Regions from separate parts of the Homo sapiens genome. Here region 2 is linked to region 1. A link is a loop called in an ENCODE intact Hi-C map of the cell type or tissue named here. Cell type or tissue: Caco-2. All regions are shown on one strand.

Region 1 (4,000 bases):
GAGAGGGTCTGCTTGGCCGAACTTGGCTGGGGGACAACTGGGCTCTTGGATGGCAGGTCCTCCAGGACGACATTGTGAGAAGGGTTCTGTCAGGGACAGTGGCAGCAAGAACCGGGGTCTCCACAGGCCTATGAGCTTGGCAGGTGGCCTGCTCTGGGATCTCTGTCGTGCATGGCCCCTTCAGGTGGTGGCAGTGACTCGGATGGTTTTCACAACCTCAAGACCAAGGGAAGCCCCGCGGTGTGCGTCTGTGTGCCTCCCTTCCTCAGCCCCCCACACGGCCTCTGCCTGCAGCCTTGAACTGCTTAGCCTCAAACTGCTCGGCCCAGACCTTATGTCAGTTCTCAGGAAGTGCCTGTGGGCCACCCAGCTATGGTATGTGGCACTGTGCGTCATGGCTGTTCTGGGTGCTGGGAGTCCTAGGAAGGCCCCTGGAGAAGTGGGCTTAAGCTGAGCTCCCAGGAAGAGCAGATGTGTGTGAGGTGAGGGAGGCTGGCACTCAGGCAGCAGCAGCGTAGAGGCGTGGAGGGCGGGGTGAGGCACGGCCTGTTGTGGAGCCAGGTTACCAAGACTGGGGGGCCCTGGACTGGGGAGGCAGTACAGCCACTGAGGTTTCTGAGCAGGGAGAGCCAAGCCTGCCTGTTTTAGAATTCTCTAGAGGAGGCTGAAGCAGAAAGGGATCCCACGGTCTTGGGACATTGACATCCTGGCTTCTGGCTGGGAGACTGAGTAGCAGGAAGTGCCCACAAGGACACCTGATGGCTGCCCGTTTCCCGCCCTGTGCCTGGCGCTCAGCGAGCCCTCGGTCCTCCCGGTGAGGTGCATCCTGCCCCATGGAAGTGAAGGTACCTCCCCGGGCTAAAGGCTGGGCAGGTTCAAACCCATCTCTCTGACACGTGGCTAGGCCCCGCAGCCTGGGAGGTCAGTGCTTGTGGGGCAGGGCTGGGCTCTGCAATGTGGGGAGCCTGGGGAAGAACACCCTGGGCTGAGCGCCCCGCAACAGCCACTGGGCCCCCTGCATCCGCGCCCCATGCATCTGGTACAGGGGGCTGAGTGGGAGCACAGGTTCTGGGTGAGGGAGGCCGCCTGCAGGAGGCAGAACTCTGCACGTGGGTGGCTGTAGGTCAGGTCAGTGGTGTGGGCCCCGGTGAGTGTGGGGAACGGACAGACCTGTGCCAGGGCTGCCACCGAATCGCCCCCTCGACCTGCCACACTGCGAGACTGAGCGCTCCATGCTGGGCTGATCCCCTCTGAAGGCACAGGAATGGGGCAGGGGTACCCATTTTGAGCAGCGGAAAGGGGAGACCTTGGGGAAAGAGACAAGGGATGCTGGGGTGCCACGCTGCCGCCTCTGGGTTGTGAGGGGCAGTGGCCTCCTCCTGGACTCTGGCTAAAAGCCTGCTCCTTCAGGCCACCTGCTGGGAGCCCCAGGTCTGTGCATGCAGAAGGGAGGAAGCCGAAGGCAGGTAGCACAGGGTGTAGGACTCCTGTGCGGCTGGCCTGGGAGTTCAGGAAAATGCCACTTGGGAGCTTTTCTCCTGCAGCTCGTTCTAAGGGCCCATCATCTGTTGTCCCCGCCTGCCCCAGCAGGGCCAGAGCAGTCCTCAGGCCCGGCAGTGGTACCTCCCAGGTGGGCAGAGGGAGCCTGAGTCTGCCAGGCCACCGGCTGGGCCCTGCCTCAGGTGGGCCGGGCCTCCTCAACTGTCCCAGGCCAGGTTCCATGTCAGGCTCCAGGGAAGCCAGCTGAGGCGCAGCCCTCGCAAACTTCCTGCGGAAGGGGCTAGCAGCACCCCCCCAGCCCCACAGCATTCCCCAGCGTGGCACAGGTCACTGGCCTGGCCATTCGCAGCCCTGTCCTGCAGCTGTAGCCGAGCTCAGGCAGCACCAGAGGACTGGCTTGTGCTGTTCTTGGAATGAAGTTCACCGTGGAGGCAGGACTCACCCAGCTGCTGCCCGACAGAGGAACCACTGCTCCTCCCTGGCCCAGCTTCACAAAGCCAGACCCTGGGTTTGGGCCGCTGGGTGAAGATGGATCAGAGCCCACAGAGTAGATGTGAAGTTCCAGGTTAACATGGCCCATAGACAGCACAACAAGACCTGAAGCCCCTCACAGACAGCTGCGCCCTGACCAGCTTCCTCAGGTGTCTCCATGTGATATTCTGGAACACACAGGCACCACGATGCTGCGCCTGCAGGCCACACCTACGGAAGCGGTGCAGTGAAGGCAGGAAGCCAGCGAGGCCTGAGGGACAGGTGCGGGGAAAGCGAGGTTTTGTTCTAGAAGCCACTCCACGCCCTCCACAGATGCCATCACTACACTTCCTTCAGGGCTGGGTCTGATGAGAGCTCAGAGTGCAAAAGAAATGCTTTCCTTCTTGGCCCTTTCAAATCTCACCCCAGCACTGAACAAGGTCTAACCTTTGAATTTCAGATGTTAGAAATGTGGAAAGATGATCCAATTATAATAAGAGGAATGAAGTGAATTCTCCTGAGGTGGTGGAAATAGCTCAGGAACAGAAACCAAGAGATCTGAGTTTTTGTCCCAGTTCTGCCACTTGTGAGTCGATTAACCTTAGGCAAGTTAATTCACCTCTGGGCTGGTTACTGAGGGTACTGGCCAGAGGCTCCATAAGTCCCTTCCCCAGTGCCCTTTTGGGACTGTGCAGAACCCAGAGAGCCCTCAGTAACAAAACGGTACTCAAGCCTGCCTTCCACTGAAACCCTGGCTCCTGGAATACTCCCCTCACCAGCCATAATGCCATTACTGTCCCTTCCAGCTGCAGTCCAGCTGGAACCCAGTCTAGAGCCCGTTCTCAATTTCAGAAATGCCCCAAATCACGAAGAAGTGATGCGTGTTGGGCATATTCAGTCTCTGGTGGTCCGAAGGGCAATTATAGTCAAGAAACAAGTTGCACTTGCTGTGCCTGCGGCAGCCGGTACTCTGCAGAAAGGAAACCACCAAACCAAACCTATTATCCAAGTCACTGTGTCCACTGTTTTTGCAGAGTAATATTATCTGAGATAACTTCACAGTCAAGCTCTGATTGAATTGTTAGCAATGGCTTTATTTGCTGCTTTGTCAGGGCAAGAGAGTAACCGCTAGATGAGACTAAGTCAGCTTTCCACAAACATATTTTTGCAGTGTGTTAGCATTTGTGAAGAGGTAAACGTATTTTCTGGAAACAGAGTATACTTGCAGTTTTGTTCCTGACCAACAGTAGACCAATCAGCTGAGGTCTGAACCCTAATTATGTACCAGAATCGCCTTGAGTGCTTGTTAGCACAATTCTTGGGCCTCAGGAATCCACTGAGACTTTCTCAAAAGTTCCCCTAGAGACTAACTACTAGCATTTTATTCAATTTCTGGAGTGAGTTCTGGATGCTTACATCACATCCCTTTGTACTGTTTGAAATCCTTCCCACAGAAGACACCTCACACACGCACAACAGTGCCACACTTAAGCCAACACCACAGGAAAAATCTCCTTCTAAAACTCCTTGACCAAATATCTTGCTTTACCTACATGGCTGACTTTTGAGTACGGCAGTCTTGGGCTTATGGCACTTCCCTGGAGGCCTGTTAATCACAATCACTAGCAGGACACAGTGGCTCACACCTGTAATCACAGCACTTTAGGAGGCCAAGGCAGGAGGCTTGCTGGAGCCCAAGAGTTCAAGGATGCAGTGAGTTATGATTGCACCACTGCACTCTAGCCTGGGGGAAAGAGTGAGACCCTGTCTCAAAAAACAAAACCCACACTAAAAGCATTGCTACAAAGTAAAGAAACAAGCAATTCAGGATGAATGACAAGCAGCCAGCACTATTTTCTAGACAATTCCAAAATATTTTGATTAAAGCATAATCTTGTCTCACAAACACCTGGCATGTGGATCAACATTAAAATGTTCCCCACCCTAGACTGCACTTAAACCTAGTGGCATAGCCTACTACACACCTAGGCTGTATGGTAGAGCCTATTACTCCTAGACCACAAACCTG
Region 2 (4,000 bases), 170 kb after region 1:
TTTAGAATTCCCTGTGCCTGGGAGTTTCCAAATGTCAGCATATGCATCTTTTTGTCTAAGGGCTTCCTCCCAAGAGGCTGAAAGGCTGCTCTGTGCATCTGTCCTCAGGCTGAAAGCACTGGGGCATTTACAAGGTTTTGGGAACAAACCTCATCAATGGGTTTTATTCCAGCTCCTTTCCCACAGGGTGGGATACCTTTGGGGTGTGTTCTCAAGTTTTGGTGTGGTTTTCTGAAGTTTCCCAGTGGCATTAAGCTCCAGTTGCTGACAGCGATGACTGGCAGGATAACATACCCTTAACTGGCCCTGTCTCTTTCCTGCCACACCTCCCATTCATCACTGGTATTCTCTTCACCTTCCCAATAAACTACTTGATCCCAAATCTTGCCTCAGGATCTGCTTCTAGGAGATCTAAAACTAAGACAGAAGTCAATTATTGAACCCTCTGGTAATTCAGGGGCCTCTGACTGTCACCCTCTTCCCATATACAACGTGAAAAATGCTGTAACTGTAAACCCAACACATAGACTACTAAGCAAAAGAAAAAAAGGATTTCCTTCTTGCCCACTCCTCACTGCTTCTCTCAAGTATTTACTAAGCAAATGTAGGAGGTGCAAACTTCAAATCCCTAAGGAGTCAGGTAGGTGATGTTTGTGTGAAGCAGCCATCAGACAACTGGGAATGGTGGGATCTATGGCAAACAGTGCATGCCCCGATAAAAGTCTCTTATCCATCTCCTCTTTGTTCTCTTCCTTTTAATCATTACCATGTTGGTCAAACAAAACATATGTACAGGATGATAAAATTGAAAGACAAACGTAAGAAGTGCCTTGTGTAACAGGTAATTCTCTGACTCCTTTGTTTGTGTGAAGATTGCCTTTCAGAAGTGGATTTTTCCTTAGAGTAGACCAGGCAGTGGAAGTCACTAGGAGAAAACCTTCGCTAATGCACAATGAACCCTCACTTCCAAAATGCTACAATGTTGTCCAAAAAATGTCACCTTGAAACAAGGAAAGATTTATTCCCACTGCTTGGGGAAATTTATTCCCATTGCTTGGGGAAATTTATTCCCATTTCTTGGGGAAAAGTCAAATGTGAAATAATGTATTTTTCATCATACTCACTCCACTTTCTAAAAGATGTACTTGCTGTCATCTGAAGATCAGTCATAACAATTTTTCTCTTAAGCTTCAGCGGGCTCGGCATGCTTTGCAGGACAATCACACTTGAAAGGGCCTTTTCACCTGCAGCCAGGGAGGCTACAGATGGAGGAGAGAGAAATATCCTGCTTCGAGAGGCAGTGGAGAAGTGCAGAAGTCCGTGGAAAATGACAGGGGCACCCAGGGATGTGGAGCGCTGCCACCATCTGCACTGTCAGTCTGGACAGAGGGCACACATCTCCTACCTTCCCGACTCTCTTTTGGCCTCAGGTGTCAAAAAAAGTGCCTCTCAGTGAAAATCCATGTCTGCTGAGGAAAGGGGGAATCTGCCAACTGTTCCCCTGGGCACCTGCTGTCACCTGGTCTGGGGCTTGGATGTGTAACAATTTCTCTCCAGTCACACAATGAATAATGCAATAAGGAAACAGGCTGTCTGTGCATCAAAAATTTCATCCTAAATGCTTCTTAAGGAGACCAGGCATTGAAACAGGGTAGGGACGTCACTTTCCTGCCACCCGATCCTGTTGGCAGACATTCTCTGTAAACCGCATTGTGTCACTCAAATGTCAGGCTCCTGTTGCTGTTTCAGATGGGTTGAATTTCAACAGCAGACTGGCATAACCTTGTAATAAAGCGTCTTCACTATTTCCTGAACAGTGTAGCAATGGACATTTAGCTGCTGTCACCATGATGTTCACTTCGAGGACTCTGTTTCCCATCTCATAATTGTGTTTTTGGGATCCTTGTATTTAATGTAAAAGTGGTGAATTCCTTAAAGTGTGAGATCTTTCCTTGACTTAGAAAAGTTGTCCTCCACAGTCTTGGGGTAACTTAGGACTCTGGTTGGGAAACTTGTCATTTTGGGGAAACAAAACCTTGGGGTTTCAGGTGTTTTTCCTCCAGCTTTTCCACTTCGCAAAGGGAACTTCCAGACTCATGAAGGCAAGGGTGGCTGTTACTTGCAGGGAGAACACATAGGTATGTAAGTGCTATAATTTAAGGGAAGTCAGAAGAGTCCTCTAACGAGAGGTGTGCTATTCAATGTTTAACAACCAGCTCCCTGAAGGGGGCGTAAAAGGGCTTTATTTTTAGTGTTCGTCAATTTCCATGTTGAATTTCAAGCTCCCAGTGTGACGTTATTGGGAGCATTTCAGCACAGCACTCTCCCTAACTTGGAAACATGTTTCTCTCCTAGGACTGCATCGTGAGCATTTTCACACGCTCATTCCTTCGAGGAAGCTACATCAGAGAAGGGAGGGAGGGAGACTTCTCAAGGTCCTGAACTAGAAGAAAAAAGTCGTAATTGGATCAACTATTGACCATCTTGGCTGTAAAGCAGAGGGCCAGGTGACATCAAGGTGACCTTGAACAGTGAGCAGGTCATTCCCGCACTGCCAAACCTCCTTTTTGATGATCCATTCTAAGACTGGAAGGTGCATTAGTTTGCCAGGGCTGCTACAGAAGGACCACAACCAAAGGACCAAAGTAACAACCAAAGGACCACAAACTGAGTGGCTTAAACAACAGAAATTTCTTGCCTAGAAATCCTGGAGACGGAAGTGTCAGCCAACCCTGCTGACACTTCCGTCTCCAGAACTTCTAGGAATAGAATCCATCTCTAGAAGTTCTGGAGACATAATAGATTCAATTCCATTCCTAGAAGTTCTGGAGAAGGAATCTATCCCATTCCTTTCCCAGCTCCCGGTGGGCTGTTGGCCATCTCTGGCTCTCCTGGGCTTGTAGATGCATCCCCAGCCCCTCTGCCTTCATCTTCACATGCTGTTCTCCCTGTATGCCTATCTGTGCCCAGATGTTCCTGTTCTTTTTTTTTTTTTTTGTCTTTTAAATAAGGACACCAATCATATTGGATTAGGGGCCCATCCTACTCCAATATGACATCATCTTAATTAATTATATCTGCAATGACCCTATTTCCAAATAAGGTCACATTATGAGGTATTGGGGATTAGGACCCCAACATATGAATATTTGGGGACACAATTGAACCCACAACAGAAGAGGTGCTGATGCCGTTTGGCTGTGCCCCCACCCAAATCTCATCTTGAATTTCCACATGTTGTGGGAAGGACCCAGTGGGAGGTAACTGAATCATGGGGGCGAGTCTTCCCCATGCTGTTCTCTTGATAGTGAATAAGTCTTATGAGATCTCATGAGATCTCATGGTTTTAAAAAGGGGAGTTTCCCTACAGAAGCTCTCTTCTCTTGTCTGCCACCAGGTAAGACATGCCTTTCACCTTCCACCATGATTGTGAGGTCTCCCCAGCTATGTGGAACTGTAAGTCCAATAAACCTCTTTCTTTTGTAAATTGCCCAGCCTTAGGTATGTCTTTACCAACAGCATGAAAACAGATTAATACAGGGGCATACAGTCTTATATTTCTGTTCAGACCTTTGAAAGAATTCAACAGCTCAGAAAAAATTACTCCATCAGATGCCTAAGAAGACTGTGAATATAGACAACTACCCTTTGATGTCCTCAGAGGAGAAAGAAAGGGGTTTTATTAGAAACCATCTGACTGGCCTCTGACCCTGCAAGTTCCAAACCTTCCCAACAGAACCACACTTCTTGGTTTTGGAGGCTCATCTTGGGGTGTTTCCCCTAATTTTGAGCCAAAATTTCCCTGAAAGCATCAAGGGCAGGTGGCAGCTGGAGCAGAGGCTGACAGATTGTAACAAGCAAGGGTGCCAATGGGGTGGTGTCCAAGTGGAAACACCTCTAAGCATAAGCCTCAAGGAAGGGGAAGGGTGAGTTGGAGAGCCGGAGCCACGAAACCGGGGAGAAGCAAACAGGGTGAGTGTGGCCTAGCCCCGTGACCGCA

Evidence for each region. Hi-C counts contacts between places; a loop is a spot of excess contacts. Peaks named below come from ENCODE experiments on the same cell type or tissue, not always from the same donor. Only the 100,000 strongest peaks of a DNase experiment are listed, where the experiment ranks them.
Region 2: it touches region 1 in a loop (2.4-fold over the local background); 1 of 110 quality-filtered maps calls a loop at or near these places.

What each region holds. Positions count from the first base shown.
Region 1 is chr20:17,608,964-17,612,963 of GRCh38, reverse strand. It overlaps DSTN (destrin, actin depolymerizing factor), which reads right to left. Exons shown (of 4, transcript NM_006870.4): 4 at 3,045-4,000. Among named protein-coding and RNA genes, the nearest start is that of DSTN, 41 kb to the right of the region's middle. RefSeq lists an enhancer at 499-1,222. In Caco-2, CTCF peaks have their summits at 1,196 and 1,402; DNase peaks (open chromatin) are centred at 1,133, 1,423, 1,833, 2,223 and 2 weaker places.
Region 2 is chr20:17,441,015-17,445,014 of GRCh38, reverse strand. The region is part of intron 8 of PCSK2 (proprotein convertase subtilisin/kexin type 2); the gene reads right to left. Among named protein-coding and RNA genes, the nearest start is that of BFSP1, 88 kb to the left of the region's middle. In Caco-2, a CTCF peak has its summit at 2,225; a DNase peak (open chromatin) is centred at 674.